3 separate regions of the Mus musculus genome follow, and regions 1 and 2 are each linked to region 3. A link is a loop called in an ENCODE intact Hi-C map of the cell type or tissue named here. Cell type or tissue: left cerebral cortex. All regions are shown on one strand. Links, peaks and the distances in the headings refer to the core of each region. The heading gives the core; the rest is flanking DNA.

Evidence for each region. Peaks named below come from ENCODE experiments on the same cell type or tissue, not always from the same donor. Only the 100,000 strongest peaks of a DNase experiment are listed, where the experiment ranks them.
Region 1: a loop joins it to region 3, with 5 times the contacts of the local background. A loop is called at or near these places in 4 of 42 quality-filtered maps.
Region 2: a loop joins it to region 3, with 7 times the contacts of the local background. A loop is called at or near these places in 38 of 42 quality-filtered maps.

The regions. Positions count from the first base shown.
Region 1 is chr2:170,128,300-170,133,851 of GRCm38, forward strand. Zfp217 (zinc finger protein 217) reads right to left here and starts at 2,921. Exons shown (of 6, transcript NM_001033299.3): 1 at 2,749-2,921. In left cerebral cortex, for the core only: a CTCF peak has its summit at 2,801; DNase peaks (open chromatin) are centred at 1,881, 3,007 and 3,124; H3K4me3 peaks cover 2,277 bases; H3K27ac peaks cover 674 bases.
Region 2 is chr2:170,447,938-170,453,489 of GRCm38, forward strand. No RefSeq gene overlaps it. Among named protein-coding and RNA genes, the nearest start is that of Gm34608, 19 kb to the right of the region's middle. In left cerebral cortex, for the core only: a CTCF peak has its summit at 3,161 (motif pointing right); a DNase peak (open chromatin) is centred at 3,177.
Region 3 is chr2:170,506,641-170,512,192 of GRCm38, forward strand. Gm16796 (predicted gene, 16796) reads right to left here and starts at 5,287. Exons shown (of 3, transcript NR_040367.1): 1 at 4,199-5,287. It overlaps Pfdn4 (prefoldin 4), which reads left to right and starts at 4,590. Exons shown (of 4, transcript NM_001110152.2): 1 at 4,590-4,829. The coding sequence starts at 4,806. In left cerebral cortex, for the core only: CTCF peaks have their summits at 1,294 (motif pointing left) and 2,321 (motif pointing left); DNase peaks (open chromatin) are centred at 1,290 and 2,327; H3K4me3 peaks cover 261 bases.

The sequences.
Region 1 (5,552 bases), core at 978-4,977, 380 kb before region 3:
TACATTTTGATACTAATAGTCAACAGTTTACCCAAACTGCCTGAAGTTGTTCTTTCTGATTCCAAAGATGGAAAAGCCACTTTTGATGTCTCAGCTTCCACTTTCCAGATTATTAATTACACACATAGCCACGGAATTAAAACTGCAATGAGGAATCAGGATCCAGCCATTTAAAACAAATTATAGCTAGTGACCTCAAAAATCCAAAATGCAGGCCACACAGCATACATGAGACTGAATAATCGAAGAATAATGCTTTTCTAGCCGCCTGGAAACCCAGCTTCCTATGCAGTACTTGAAGGCCCCAGTCATCTGTGTTCACAGCAGTCACACAGCAGATATTTTATGACGTCCTGTGTTTTAGGCAGTCAAGGGTCATTAAAACTACTCCAAAGTTCTTGTCAACCAATATCATGTTTGGAACGAGTGAGGAAAAGCCTGCCATTTGATAAGGTGAAAAAGGAGCTCATCTGGAACCCCAGCTCTAATCAGGCAGCTCCGAATGAAGAGGGCTCCTGGGTGGGGGATGGCAGCCCTGCTGTGGCAAAACAGCATTTCCTACTCAAGTGATGTTGAGGGAGAAAAGTGATTAGCACTTATCTGCCAGGAGACAGAGCCTGAGTCACGAGGGCCACTGTAGGCCTCAATTATTTCATCAGTTTATAAGAGACTTGATGATTATGTCTTATTTTCAGATTTCCTCCAAAACAAGCCCACTGGAAAGGATTAGGGGCTCCTATCCACCCCAAGTTTCTCTGCCAAAAATGGAGGCTAACAAAGAAAATGCAAATCCCTCCCCCGTGAAGAAGCCAGAGTCAGAACTTTCTCTCCCCCTCTCCCTCCCCTACCACCTGGGAGGGGAGAAAAAGAGAGAGAGCTATTATTAAAATAGATTCTTCAGCATAAAGGGAAAACTTTTCTAAGTGGTATCTTAGTTCCTTTTTTAAAGTAAGAAGTGAAAGGGGATAATGCGAAGCCAAGACAATCAGGGAGTGTCGATCTTTTCAATCTGCCAGTTATCCCACTAAAGGAAATCACACTGCAAAGTGTGGAGATGGAGTGAGGATGAAAGGAGTAAAGAAACGTGGCCTTCCTCCAGTCAGGTCTTCCCCCTGCTTCCTCCTCCTGCACACAGACCAAGGTGCAGTCTAAAGAGCCAAAATATGGAAGTTCCCAGGGATGACTAATGCTAACTATCCACAACTCAGTCTTCAGAGGTCACTGCCTCTTGGATTTTATACTTACATAACTGGAAAGCTGGCAGCATGGTGGAGGGACTCAATCAAATCAGGATTCAAAATTAAAACCAAAATAACCAGATAGCCTAAATATACCACCAGGCTCCACAGGTTTGAAAAAACAGTATCTAAAATAAATACGACTTCTCCAGCAGGAGGGGGAAAAGTCATCTACCAGTAAGGACACACCTTAAAAGTTCTCAGCACAGTAACTAAGCACCAACTAGTGGTCTGATAGATACACTCCCCAGACAGAAAGCAGTAAGGTTAGTTCTCTGCACTTGTCACTACAAAAAAAAAAAAAAAATTTTTTTTTTGAAACTAGACCTGTTACTAATCCTTCTCGAAACAAAAACTTAACATCTGATATCCAATTTGGTACCAAGGTGGTCGATTTACTCTGGGAAAAGTAGTCAAGAAGGCTGTGGACGTTTTTCTCTTACAAAGAGAGGTGAAAGGCCCCCTGAGGCCCCTACCTAGTTGCCAGGCATGGCCAGCAGCTGTGGCTACCCTGCCTCCTCTTTTGTTGGCCTTAATCTCATGTCAAGTTATTCAACCACCTCAAAAGGGATGAAGACATAATTGAATCAACCTGAACTAAATCAGACCTAGGCCTCTTAAAACATACAACTTAATGGCTCCAACCCATCCCAAACCAGGAAACTGGCCACGGGATCCTGGGGTACACATGGTGCCCTACAGCCCTGGACCCCAAGCTGGTGCCCCTTAATCAACGCATGCTCAGGAATGCCTGTTTCTCAGAGAAAGAAACTAAGGCTCACAGGACACAGCCCTTAAGGTTGGGAACGACCACCCCGAGCCCCCGACCCAAACAATAAAAAGTTTAAAAGTTTCTACTACTGTGTGAGTGCGGACCGGCCCCCACTGGGGGTCCCAGAAGTGGGCCCCCGGGACTTCGGCTCACTTCAGGAAGCAAACCTTTCGGGAAAAATCCCCGCCCGCTGTCCCCACCCCCACCCTCCCCGCCCAAGAATGCGCTTCCCGTGCGCCGAGGGTCTGAGGCGGGGGCGCCCTTCACTGCGCGCCCGCTCGCGTTGAGGCTAAACTGAGGCGCACGGGGCGGCGCCCTCGGATGTGCGGTGCCGCCTCCCGCCAACCCGCACGAACTTCCCACGGGAGTTTGCGGGACGTTCTAAGTTTGGGAGTGAAACCGAACACCTTCCTTGGTTGGCAGGACGCAGCTCCCGCAGGGGCCCGGACCCCCGACGGCCACGCCGCGCCGGGCAGGCCATTGTCTCGGCCGTCCCTCCCAGCCCCACGCGCGGCCGCAGCCGTGGGGACGCGGCCCCGGCGCCCCTTTACCTGCGGCCGTCCGGCTGCACCGCCCAGCCGCGGGGCTGAAGGAGCGGCAGAGGCGGCGCGGCCTTTGTGCGTCTGCCGCTAGCCCCGACGGCGCGGGGACCGGGACGGGGCCGCGCCATGCCCGCCTCCCACGGCCGCGGGCGCCGGGACCCCCACCCCCACAGAGGCTCCGGGGGGCCGGGCTCACCTCCGGCGCGGGGCGAGGGAGCGGCGCGGGCGCCCCCTACTCGTCCGCGCGGGGACAGTGCAGGCGCGGGGTCCCTGCGCGGGCGGGCGGGCGGCCGGCGTCCGGCGGGGGGACTGTTGGGGCAGAAAGTGCTCGCAGCAGCTGTTGCGCCCTCCCCCCCGGCCGCGCCGCCTGACGCCCCGCCCCCGGCCACGCCCCCTCTGTGACCGCGCGTGTGCGCAAGCGCGTCCCCGACCCGCCCACCGCTGCGGGCCACGCCCCCCTCGGACCCCCCGAGGCGCGAGCCCCGCGGAGCGGCGCGCGCACCCCACTCCCACCCCGTGGGCTCCCGCGCACGCGCGCCCCGCGCCGTGTCCCGCCATCCGGCCTAACGTGGCGCGCTCGCGCCCGGGCGGTTCCAGTGACAGGTATTCTGGGGATGGAGGGGGGGGCTGCAAACGCAGCACGCAGGCGCACAGCCAGTCCTCCCTCGCCGCCTCCCCCTCCCTTGCAAGGTGCGCCCCGGGAGGGGAGGGAAGAGGAGGGGAGGGGCCGGTTGCCCAACTCCCCGGTCGCCCAGAATCACGAACAACAACAATAATAATAATAAAAATTTAAAAATAAACCAACCTTGCCACTGGCTTCGGGAGCTCACAGGATAGCGGTGTTCTGAGGTGTTGTGAAGGTTAACACTTTCAGAGAGTCAATGTGAGGAAGGTCCGAGACCTAAAAAGAATAAATTTTCTCTTAAATTGTTATCTTCAAAAAGCCTTTTTATTTCTTCCTTAACACCCTGGGCTTGTGTTTCTATTATAGTTTCATATCTGAATTTGGACTTGGTACCTAATAAATCTTAGTTTGCAGAGAAATTCATTTGAGTGAAACTAGGCTTAAAAGTGTGCTCAAAAACAAAAACCACACACTTCTTTATGCCCATCTCACTTAAAGCGTTTCCCTTCTGTTTTGTTCCTGACTCGTATTAAAGATGAAAGAAGATAAGACAGGAAAAGGTTTGACTCCAAAGGCCTGGGACTGATGTCCCGTTTTAAGCAAGCCCCAGGGAGGAACTATGGCGGCCACAATCACATCCAATAATTTTTCTGCTCCAAAATGCAAATGAACTCAAATGTAAAATAGATTTATTGCTTAACACCGAACAGTCAACTTGTTTGTTTCTTTTTCAAGCTGGCCCTCGGTGTATCAAAAAGTGGGAAAACATCAAGAAAAGCATACATACCCATTTCCTAAATCAAAAAGAAGCGTGGGGGTTGGGGGGGAACGGGACAAAAAAGAACCGACCGGAACTGGTAAGCAACGCAGTCCTTAATAAATAGGAAGAAGAATTCAAGAAGACAGCTTAGCAAGGGGCAAGAACCTGCCTTGTAGAATGTTTTTGCTGTCATTTTACATAGAACTACCAACCCACATATGGTCTCGTTAGTCTTTTTTTTCAAAGGAAGTGAATCAATTACTTACTCACAATTAATTAGCATCGCTGGAAGTAGATCCTTAAGCCAGCCCTGATTCTCATCCAAGCCCAGAAGATATTGATCATTTTTAGTACTAGGGTTCCTTTTCTCACCACAGATTAATATCTTTCTCTAAAGTATTATATTTACCCTATAAATATCATAAACTATAATATTTATAAGGTTAAAGCCTTATAAATATTCACGATCAAAACGCAACAGCTCAGCAAGCATTCATAAGCAGAAGACTTCATTTAACTTTGACCCCCCCAAATTAAAAAAAAAAAAAAAAAACGAGGGAGGGGAGCTTTGCTATAAAACAAAGAAAACTATGACCAAGTAAAGTGGATAGAGGTTGAGCTTCAGTCCCCATGTTAATGGATAACCTTTGCACTCTGAAGCCTTGAATACTGTAAACACAATAGCTGATAGTTAAAAACCCTAGTGTGGAGATGGGACAGAAAGGAAAGTCCAAACGTCTCAGCAGCAACAGGGAAACAATCAAATATTTTGACAAACAATCATTTGGCTAAGAACAATGAGACTCGGGCTCTCAGACCTTGTAGCTACTGAGTTATTTTCAGAGTAAAGGAAGAAAGGGAGGGGGGGGGCGGTTCTCCATGCCCTCACAAAGCCATACTCTGTTAAGCCATTTTGGCATCAGATGGTCTGTTACTGTTTCTCATCCCTCTCCTCCCACCACCACAAATAAGGGGGAGGGGGACTTACTATGTTGTAGCTCTTAAAATTGAAAGGGATTTGCCTTCCCTGATCTATCTGCTAAGAGGTTTGTATGAGATCCTGATGTCTGAGCAAAGAATTACAAAGAACCTTCCCTCCTGGAGACGTGCCAACAAAACTGGGAAATCGTTGCAAAATTCTGCCAGTGACGGCTGAGCTTGCAAACACATACCGTGTTTTCCAAGGGACATGGAGAGATCGGAATTCCTGCCTTAGAATGCGGAGGCTCGTGCCTCGCGTTGATTTGGGACACAATTAAAAGTCGGAAAGTCACAGAAGAACCCGAGGGACGTTTGGTTTCGTAATAAGCAGCTAAGAACTCCCCACTCCTGGGCGAAGTGGAAACTGAAAAATCGAACGTTGGTCTCCACGGCCTTGGCCCCGCCCACGCGGAGCCCAGCTTCGCCATCACTCACTTCCCAGGCTGCGCTACCTCTAAAGGAATCAGGTGCCGGAGGACGCAGCCACGCAGAGTGGGACCCGGTTTTTCCGTCCCTGCTGCTGGGATCTGCACGTGTAGCCAAACTCAGGTCCCAATCCACATCCTGTACCCGACAAACCTCAGCCACCTCTCGTCTTTTTCACAGTTCCAAAACACCACCACCACCCCCCTAC
Region 2 (5,552 bases), core at 978-4,977, 58 kb before region 3:
CATTGACACACTCCACGATGAGATGTTTTCTATGCTTTTCTTTTTGTTTTTGTGTGTTTTATTTTGAGGGGTTGCAAGAGCAAAGGCTGGATAGAAGGATAGGGGAGATATGATATGTGGAACTGGGGTTCATGATGTGAAACTCAGAAAAAAAAGTTAAAAAAGAAAAGAGGAAAAAAGACAATTGCATATGGCTGGGGTGATAGCTCACTTAGCTAGGAAAGCACTTGCCACCTGAGCATAAGGACCTGGGTTCAGATCCCCAGAGCTCCTGTAAGTCTGGACTGGGTCACACCTATCTATGATCCAGCAAGATGGGAGATGGAGGTGGGGGAATCCCGGAATCTCAAGGGCCTGGGTGCCGCAGAGAGCAAGAGAGACCCTCAAAGGAGGTGGAAGGGGAGGGCCAGTACCCAAGGTTGTCTTCTGAGCTCTACAAATGTGTTGTGGTGTGTATGTGCCCACACTCACATATACACATGCATACATATACACAGACACACATATACATACACACAGACACACACAGAGACACATACACATAGACACATACACACACACATACACACATAGACAGACAGACAGACACACAAACACACAGACATACAAACACATATACATATACATAGACACACACACACACACATACACACATATACATTTACATAGATACACACTGTTAAGCTGGGTATGGAAGCGTATATCTGTAACACCAACACTTGGGAGACCAAGGCAAAAGGACTGAGTTCAAGACCAACCTGAGCTACCTATTGAGACCCTATATAAAATCAAACCAAGGGGCTGGTGAGATGGCTCAGTGGGTAAGAGCACCCGACTGCTCTTCCGAAGGTCCAGAGTTCAAATCCCAGCAACCACATGGTGGCTCACAACCATCCGTAACAAGATCTGATGCCCTCTTCTGGAGTGTCTGAAGACAGCTACAGTGTACTTACATATAATAAATAAATAAATCTTTAAAAAAAAATAAAATCAAACCAAACCATAAAAGTCACTGTCAGATTCTCTTCCAAACTAAATGATGAGGAAAACTGTAAAGCTCTGGGGATTATATTTATGATCTGTAGCTGAAAATCATATCTGTATATGGTTCTCTGTGTCCCCACTTAGAGTTACTGGCACCTGTAGCCAGGCCTTGAACATCCTTGCCTGGGGATTCGCCAGGATAGGAGAAGCTTACTAGCAGTTGTCTGCCTCAGCGTGTCACAACACGCGAAAGCTGGCTTGAGGCAAGCTCCATCATCCCCTACGGCAGATGTATCGCTGCCTGGGAAAACAATCAGGGTTCGGCCTGCAGAAATGGAGAAGTAAATGTTTGCCCCATGAGTTCTTTACTTAGTGAGGACATATGCTGTCATATTCGGGTTTAATGTAGAAATTTTGTATTAACACACCCAAGAAAGCTTGGGGGTGTTACAAGTTCTCTGTATCCAGACTCTTCACTTCCCTGGATAAGGCCTTATACCCCAAGGCCCCAAAGAGAAGTTTCTGCATATCCCCAAGACAGCATGGAGGCTTCTTATGGGAGACAGAGGTGCTGTCGACTCAGGGCTTCACAATGCCTGCTTCATGGAGCAGTGAGCAGTCCTCCTAGGTATTGAGAATCCATACCTGTGTCTGGGCAGCCATACTTCTTGTTACTTAAAGTCTCCTGGGTCTTTCTATGTGTGTCCAAGGCTAAGATTCTCTGGAGGAAGGGGCCTTATCCACTCTTCTTTCTTTCTCTCTGGTTCCGGGATGAGACTGCAAAGCAGGCTAGCTAATCAGCAGGGGGTGGATATTACCCAAGATTAGATGGCATGCAGAAACAGGACACTGTGTGTGGTTTTAAAGCAAGCATGTGTAAATCACCACGTGCCTTCCATTGCAGATCTGTGTATCCTTCCCTCAGTTGGCTTATGGGTGCATAACCCCATGGTGCAACTAGTCAGAGAGAAAAACATGAAGTGCCATTTCTAGATATGATTTGGGCAAGTTTTACATTCACTCCTCAGCCTTCCCAGGAGAACAGTGCCCCTGTTGAAGACATTTGTGGCTTGAACTTGATCTGCCTTTAGCGTTCTTTTTGTGTGTGGTAATGTAAATGTCCTGGTATCATGAGGACTGCCTTAAAATTAAGGCTTGCCTTCTCCTATCTGTGGCCTTAAAAGCTCAAAGACTATACCCAAATTAAGGCTTGCCTTCTCCTATCTGTGGCCTTAAAAGCTCAAAGACTATATCCAACTCATTATCCCTTTCTTGAATGCAAGAATTTATTCTAAGTAGTTTCTCTACATGGACAACATATTCTTGGAGCCAAGCCGCTGCCCTTCATGGGTGCTGGAGAAACAGTTCTCAGAAGGAGTGCCCACGCCTTAGGAAGCAGCATTATGAGGTCATGGCCTGTTTGTTCCTTGATGTGGAAGAAAATGTTCACTTCCCTGAATTCACTACTCATGCAGGCCAATACTTGCTGCCTGATTTCTAAGCATAGTGAAACAGTATAGTATGGAGCTTTGCAAAGAGATGGGACAGAAAAGCTTGTACCTTTTAGAACTACCCTCCCTGGAAGGTTGAGTTAAGTAAAAAGTTACTTAGTAGGTACCTTTTATAGCTACTTTTGCTTTTTTGGGAGGTCGAACGGCACAGAGGTTTAGAGCAGGATCTCTGGCCAAGGTTACTTGGTTGGGATCTTGTCCTTGACACTTTTGGCTGTGTGACTTGTGACAAGTTACTTGAAATCTCTGTGCCTACATTCCCCATTGGAAGCAGGGAGCAGTGGCGTTCATGTGTCAAAGGTCCCTGGTGCATTGCAGGTGTTAAGTACTCACTGACTGCAACAGGCCAGGCACCTCTGGTGAGGACCAGGAAGCTGGTTTGCTTGTTTATTTATTCATTTATTCAGTGCGTATGTGTGTGTGCTCTCAGAGGTCAATTCATAGGGGGTTGGGATCATACTCAGGTTTGGAGGCAAGCGCCTTTAGCCACTCACTGATCCACATCACTGGCCCAAAGAGCTTATTTTAAAAACACAACCTATCCATTAATATCCTCAGGGAACACAAGTGAACAACCTGGCAGTGTCCAACAGGGCCCTGTGTTTGCTTGGGTATATATTTGCCTCAGCCATTCTTAAACAGGATCCAGACACCACATGTACTTTCTGACATTGTCAGCAGGTGGCGCAGCGGGACCACATTTTTCGGTGGTCAGGACCGGGACTGAAGTTAATGAACAACAAACCCCTTATAGTTGTGAGCCTCGAATAAACAGTCGCTGTACTTATCAGATAATGTGATAGAACCAGTCTAAGGGAACGTTCAGGCTATTGCCCTGGTTCTAAGAGGTCGGCACCCTGCACCAGCCTCATCTCCTAGGAGATTCCTGGACCCGGACTTCACGCTTAAGATTACAAGAAACATCCCAGTAGTTTAAGTTTCTGAGCGTTAAATGCTGTGTTAAATGGTTGACAGCGTCTGTGACAGCAAGCCTGTGTCTTGTTACTGTCGTTATGAAAGGCAGGACAATAGTTAGCTATACTTGGCCTGAACTCAAAGGAGAATTCAACTCTCCTGACGCCTTAGATACAATACAAACTTCCCTTCTGTCTGCACTAAGGATGTTAACTCTGGAAGGCTTTAGGCACAGAGGCTGCGGAGTCCTCCCCGAGTGCTGAGGGAAGGGTGCTGGGGTGGCTAGAAGCTTGGTAGTGAGGGTTACAAGATAGAGCCATATCCCGTTGCGAGCAGTGAGCTGATTACAATACCTTGTGCCTCCCAAGTCTGTCAAGGTTTCTGAATAAACAGGGCTCATGGGGAAGGAGATCGGCCCCAGCCCATTAAGTGCTTGCATTGCCAGTGTGCGGACTTGACTTCAGATGCCCACAACTTGTGTAGAAAGCTGTGTGTGACAGTGAGTGCCTATAAACCCTGGGCTGCAAGGAGGGGTGGTGCTTAAGGGTCCTGGGCTGGGTGATAGGTTCCAGGCCGATGGGAAACCATTTGTTAAAAGAAGGTATCCAAGGACCAACTCATGGTGTTGTTAGCTAACCTGGCCATGCTCTCCTGCACCCTGTGTGCATTCCCAAACGCTGTGTTCCCACACAAGCCAAAAACCTTACCCCAAGCTCTGTGCAGATTGCTGGGCTCCATGGGCCTTAGTCTAACTTCACCCGGGATAGAGGAGAGGCAGCTCGGCCCACGTGAGGTGTAGATGTGTGTGTGTTCTAGATCTAGACACTTGCCCAATGTATGGCCTGCCATCGTCCATCTGTCCCACCCACTGCCCTCAGAACAGCCCTCAGCACCCCCACCCCCACCCCAGGTGACAGCATACTTCTCTCAAGACAGCTGTCAGCAGAACACAGCTTCTGTTTTTTCCACCTAGAAGTCCTGAAGTCCTGGGCTACAATCCTCCCTCTGGGTCCCCAGTGGTCCCTGTCTATAACACGCACAGGGATGAACTAGAATGGAGGTGTGCATGTGGGCACAGCTGCAAAGCACTAGCCTAAGACATGCTCCCCAAATCAAAGAACGATACCTCCACCCTCCCCATTTGTCTGAGGTCTCTCTGCGAGCCAGCCTGAACCTTGAACTTGCTATAAATCAAAAAGAGAGGGGGATTTGAGGTGACACTAGACTCCCCTTCCTCTCCCCCTCCTTTCCCCCCTCCCCTCCTCTCCTTTTGGGGCGGCAAATGGCTCCCCTTTTTTTTTAATGCTGAATCTCCCAAAATTAAGAGATAAATTTAATGCAATCAGCTAAGATTCCTCCAGTCCTTTCTTCCTCCTTTCAGAATTGGGTCAAATGAGTAGACAAGAAATTTCTGAAAAATAAGAACACTGAAGGGGGATTTTCCTCGCTAAGTGATGGGAATAGTAATTAAGTCACCATGATCAAATCAAGTTAATATTAATATAAAATGAGATAAATAGATCAATGTAACAAATAACACATCCGGGATGAGATCTCAGAATATATGGAAAAGCAATGTATACTAACAGCAGTATTGACAGAAATTGGTTGTTTGGAAGGCACAAAATGCATTCCTTTCTGACATAATATAGAACCATAAATTCCAAACATCTTTTTTTTAAATTTTTATTGTTTACTAAATTAAATATTTGTTTTCATTTCTAAAACTAGTTTTCAAGACTATGTAGTCTTTCTTTTTTAAATTTTTATTAGATCTTTTCTTCATTTACATTTCAAATCTATCCCAAAAGTCCCCTATACCCTCCCCCCCCCCCCGCCCGCCCTGCTCCCCTACCCACCCATTCCCGCTTCTTGGCCCTGGCATTTCCCTGTACTGGGCATATAAAGTTTGCAAGACCAAGGGGCCTCTCTTCCCAGTGATGGTCGACTAGGCCATCTTCTGCTACATATGCAGCTAGGGACACGAGCTCTGGGGTTACTGATTAGTTCATATTGTTGTTCTTCCTATAGAGTTGCAGACCCCTTCAGCTCCTTGAGTACTTTCTCTAGCTCCTCCATTGGGGACCCTGTGTTCCATCCAATAGCTGACTGTGAGCATACATGGCTCCTTGTATACTGAAT
Region 3 (5,552 bases), core at 462-4,461:
GACCCATGTCCACCTTACACTTACAAAACCGCACATGTTCCTCCAGTGTGGGGTTTATAAAGCAGGAAGCATGAGCGCCGGCAAAGTGTACGCATGCGCTGTAGCAACCTTCAGAGGGGGCTCTTTTTTCTTTAGATGGAATTTCACCCCGGAGTGAGGTGTTTATCCTCACCCCACTGTAACCTCAACGACATTGCCACATTCCCCCAGTCTTCTTGATTTTCTTGGCTGGAGTTTTAAGGAGTAACTTTTTACTACATATCAATAAATTTCTTCACGCCACAAGCAGCACGATATCCTCCAGCAGGATTCGTCAGAGGAACTGGGGAAACGATGCCTGAAAGAGCACAGATTCTGCGGTTGGAGCATGCAATGACCACAAAACTCATGGAAGGACACTGAGGTCTCCTCGATTGATAGATGGCTCCTACATTCCTCCCCCCCCCCCCCCAATCAGCTCATCAAAGTCAGTACATTTTCATTGTGGCTTCAGAGAGCTCCTGGTCCCACAATGCTCTGACCTCTGAGAATCCATTCTCTGCAGCACCCTCACCCTCGAGGTTTTTACTGGATGCTTTCATTGCACCGCTGAATCTGATTGGCTTGATCTGGGCCTGTACTGTGTTGGCGAATCTGATTGGCTTCATCTTTAAAGGTAAGCTGAGGTCTGACTTCTGGAGTGGAGAGGTAAGAGTGAGACCTAGGAAGATATCCAAAGTGCTTTAGACGATCATAAATATCTAAGCTGTCCACTTCAGCGCGTATCAGACCCGTTTGTGAGCAGCGGCCCTGTGAGGAGGGTGCCCAGCTCAGTGAGAAGACACACAGTTCTGAACGTATCCCCACTGGATGGATCGATCACTCCAGGGAACTGGTATCCGGCAACAGCTTCTGATTCTAAATAATGACTTCTTTCTCAATGTCAAAATTGCAGGGCCGGGTACCACTAATGTTAACAGATTAGGTAATGGTTTGCCCGCCCCCCCCCCCGGTCTTTTTGTTGTTCTGGGGACCGAATTCAAAGCATTATGGATGCCAGTCAAACACTCTAACACTTAAGTTTTAATGCTTAGCCCAGTAAACGGTCTATTCCATAAAAATCTAAAAATCCATATATTCAGGATATCTTTGAAAACAAGATCTACCTCTTCTAGGAAAAATTACAACTTGAAACTCGCAAGAGATGACTATATATTTGGCCCAGAGTGTGGCTTACTAGACTGCATGTCCTTTGGGCCGGTTCCTAAGGCTTTGCACAGAAGAAAAGCTAAAATTTGGAGTCATGGCGCCACCTGGTGACAAAATGCAGTTATTCAGGAGACGGGCCCACAGAGCTACAGTTTATGCGAGGCGTTTGATATTAGGCACAGGAAGAAGAAATGCGAACACGAATATGGGCTCTGGAACACTGTTACTGAACAAATGCACCAGCAGCTATCTCGTATCTCACAATACTCTCTAGTCCTTAAATATGCCGCCATTTAATTGTCCATACATCAGTTTACCCATTAATGAGCAGGCAAGATCGGCTTCCCTTGGTGCCCCTGGCTTAGCAGAAGAGAAATAGCTCCCAAGGAAACGGGCAGAGAGCTATAGAGTCGCTTGCAGGGGTGAAAGTGTTTAAGAGAAGTGGATCAGTAAGTTGGTGCCGCTGTAACAAGGAACCCCGCGACCCGGTTATTGGTAATTCCTAAGCAACAGAGATGAACTTCGCACAGTTGTGGAGGTGAACAAGTCCAATGTCAAGCAAGGTGCTGGAAGGTTCTATGCCTGGAGAGGGGTCTGGCCTTTTCATCCAAGAGGCCTGTGTCCTTCCCATTCTGGGAGCTGTCAGATGAAAGAACTAGTGCCTGACTGCAGTGGTCAGTGGGGATTTTGGTGGCATGCTGACTGGACTAAGAGTATCTTTGATTCCTCCACGTTCCTCCAAGTGGCCCCTCACACTCCTGAACGTAACCCCATCCCCCACCCTCCCGGGTGGGATAAACTCATTGTTTCACTAAATTGAACTCGTGTGGCATCCTTACTTGGTTCCATCATCGCTTTCCTTTCTAGGGTGAGCAGATGTTTGTCCATGTCTCTCCAGGGAAAAGTGCTACCCGAAGATCAGAGAGGGAGGCGCGCCTTGGTTTGGAATTTTAGTTTGACCGGTCCTACGTGCAGTGGGGAGGTACGAGGATTTCAAACCCTGTCAGGACAAAATAGCTTACAAACATCTTTGAGTCAGATACAAACAGGATAAGATGAAAAGACGTCCAAAACATTGGGAAATGGGCTTGGATGCCTGAGAATTCAGTCATAGTCCTTGGGTGCCCCCTGCAGGCAGATGATCAAATTACTTCCTGCTAGCGAGATCTGTGGCTCCTGCCACTCAGACTTTTCCTCTTCAACCCCAGGGAACGCAGGACCTTGGGGGAGGGGCACTTGCGCGAGCGCACACGCACGCGCACACACACTGTCACAAAACGACAAATATGCTCATCATCCCTGTGTGACGCAGTCTAAAAGCTAGGACAAGCCTGGACAACATTCACTTCCAATGGAATTTGTTTTCTCTTTCTTTTTCGTGCCTCTCTGGTGGCGTTCTCCTGACGAAAGCTGCATGTGTTTCCCTTGCTGGGACAGTCAGCCACATTTACACTAACCACCCTCTCTGACACACTATCCTTATTTAACGGGTTGTTTGTGGTCTGTCTCCTGTCAGTAGACAGCAAGGTGCTGGGGGACGGGGTACTTTATCTGTTTGACATGCAGCATCCCCAGTGTCTGGTGTCTTTTCGGTCCAGTCAACATGCCACTAACTACAGATTCTCCATGACCACTGCAGCCAGACACTAGCTCTCCCTTCTGAGTCTGGTCTAAGGGTTACAGAGTTCAGGACTGGGGTTTGCGGTATATACAAATGAGTTCCTCAAAAGTGGTGCCACCGTAGTAATTCCAGGTCCAGAGATTTGACTCTGTATGTGCAACTGCTAAGTAGCAGAGTGCAAACGGCAAACCTTCCTCAGGAGGGTGTTAGGACTTCACTCTGTGGAGTCCAAGTTCATTATATCCAGAGGGCTTGATGGTATGCAAGCAATGAGCAGGATTGCATTGTAACGATAGGAGATAGATTGTAACCAAATGGGCACATGCATTATACATTAGAACAGCGGTTCTCAACCTGTGGGCCGTGATCCTTTTGGAAAGTCGAATGGCCCTCCCACCCAGGTCAAGTATCAGACATCCTGCATGTCTGGCATTTACGTTACAATGTATAACAATAGCAAAATTACTGTTGTAAAGTAGCAATGAAATAATTTAATGGTTGGGAGTCACCACAACGTGAGGAACTGTATTAAAGGGTCACATTAGGAAGGTTGAGACCCACTGCGTCATAAGCAGACAGGCGAGATCTGCCCCTCTTCCCCTCCTTGGCATGCCCTTGTGCTTGAAGCCATAGGAGGGACTGGCAGAGATGCAAGAGCGCCCAGCCGTGCTTTTACTGTCCTGCGGCTCACACCTGGTCCTCCCTGTCCCTTGGTAAATGAGACAATGGCCCATACCCCAATACTCTAAGCTCTTCTGCCCTCAGACCTCCGACTTTCTGAGAGCAAAGTCTTGGCTACCGAAGTTAACAATGGCCCTGGTTACTAAGGAAGCTCGGTGCCCACTGGGCCCTGTGTGGGCAGTCTTCCCAGGCTAACATATTTGAGCGAGTGGAAGACATATTTCTGAACCAATTTAATTTTAAACACATAAAAGAATTCATTTCAGTTGCACATGATGGAGCACGCCTCTGATCCTAGCGCTTGGAGAGCAGAGGCAGGAAGATCTCTGTGAGTTTCAGGCCAGCTTGGTCTACACAGCTAGTTCCAGGACAGCTAGGATTACATTGCAAGACCCTGTCTCTAAATATAAATAGCCAAGCAACCGTCCAGTAAGCTATTATCTAAGCATTTAAGTTTGTTATAGCGCTCTAGGTCAGTGGTTCTCAACCTATAGATCGGGAGCCCTTTACAGAAGCCGCCTAATACTATCAGAAAATAGATATTTATTGACATTATGACCCAGCACCGTAGCAAATTTACATAATGAAGTAGCAACAAAACTACTTTTTATGGTTGGGGGGGGCACTACAACATTTAACTGTATTAAAGGGTCTCAGCACTAGGAAGATTGAGAACCACTGCTCTGGATCTTTTTGGGTGTCACCTACCTTTGGCTTCATCTATTCCTGGCTGATCCCCTAGTGTCCCCTGCAGTGATCAGTGGCATACAAGCTAAGATCAACTTCAAGAGTGGCCTTCAGCTTGTAGCTTCGCCAGCACTGGGTTTTTATGTGGTAGGGGCTGTAGATCGAACTCAGGTCCCCATGCTTGAGTGCAAATACTTGACCAAATGATTTACCAAATACTTTGCCGAAGCCACGCCCTTACCCTCCTTAGCTTCTCTCTAGGTTGTTGAATAAATGGAAAAAGAATTTCTTAAGCTTCCCATTCCACACAGCTGGGTGGTACCCAGCGCTCCCCCTGCTGGCCGTGGCTGGGATCTCGGGCCCGACTATTGGCCGCTTTTGGTATTTATGCCGGCCGAGAGGGAAGCTGCCTGTCCCTTTAATTGGAAGATACCAAGTGTTTCCAGGGCATAGTTTTTTTTCCTGAGTCCTTGCCCTGGGAATTTATAGTTCAGAGACACAGATAGCAGCAGTGTTGAGATAGTGCTGTGCGTTAGGGGGGAGTCTGGCTCAGCAGGGCTCGAGAGGGACCTCGGGGGGTGACGCACGCCCGAGTGGTTTTCCCCCGCGCCCCGTGGTTCAGTCCAAGATGGCGGCCACCATGAAGAAGGCGGTGAGTGCGGCGGGGCCGGGGTCCGAGGAGCCGTGGGCCGGGGCGTGTGAGGAGACGCGGGGCGCTGGGGGCCGGGGTCTGAGGAGGTGAGGGATGCGCGGGGCCGGGGCCCGCGCTGGGTACAGGGGTGCTTCTGTCCGCTCCGCTCGCCGTCAGGGCAACCGCCTCACCTGCTCAGGGTCGTGCATCTCCTCGGGCACCGGGTCGGGCTCCGCATCCCGGGCCGTCTGCTACCGCATCCCGGGGCGTCGTCTGCTACCGCACCTCTGTGCTCCGCCCCGGACCGCTCCGGTCGGTCCACGCTCCGTGCACCGAGTGTCTAATTGACGTTGAGAGCAGTCGGCCCGAGCGAGCGCGGTGGCTCTCCGGGCTTTTCCCAGCCATTAGGAAGGACACGGGTCCCCACGCTCTGCCCCGCACACTTCACAGCCAGCCAGCCAGCCAGCCATTCCTTTGGTGACTCATCTGGTGAGATGCTGGGTCTGGTGATTTTTGTTTGGTCAAATTAGAGCTCTTTATCATTTTTAAAACGACGTCCGATCCTTGTTCATGGGGCTCGGTGTGATGTCTTATCACACTTTTGAAAGACACGGACTTGTGTGTGTGTGTGTGTGTGTGTACACACCAGACTGGTCCACGGCTTCCTATGCAGTCAGAGATGATTTTGAATTTCTGACTCTCCTGCCTCCACTTTCCAGGTGCTGGAATCACCGGTGTGTGCCA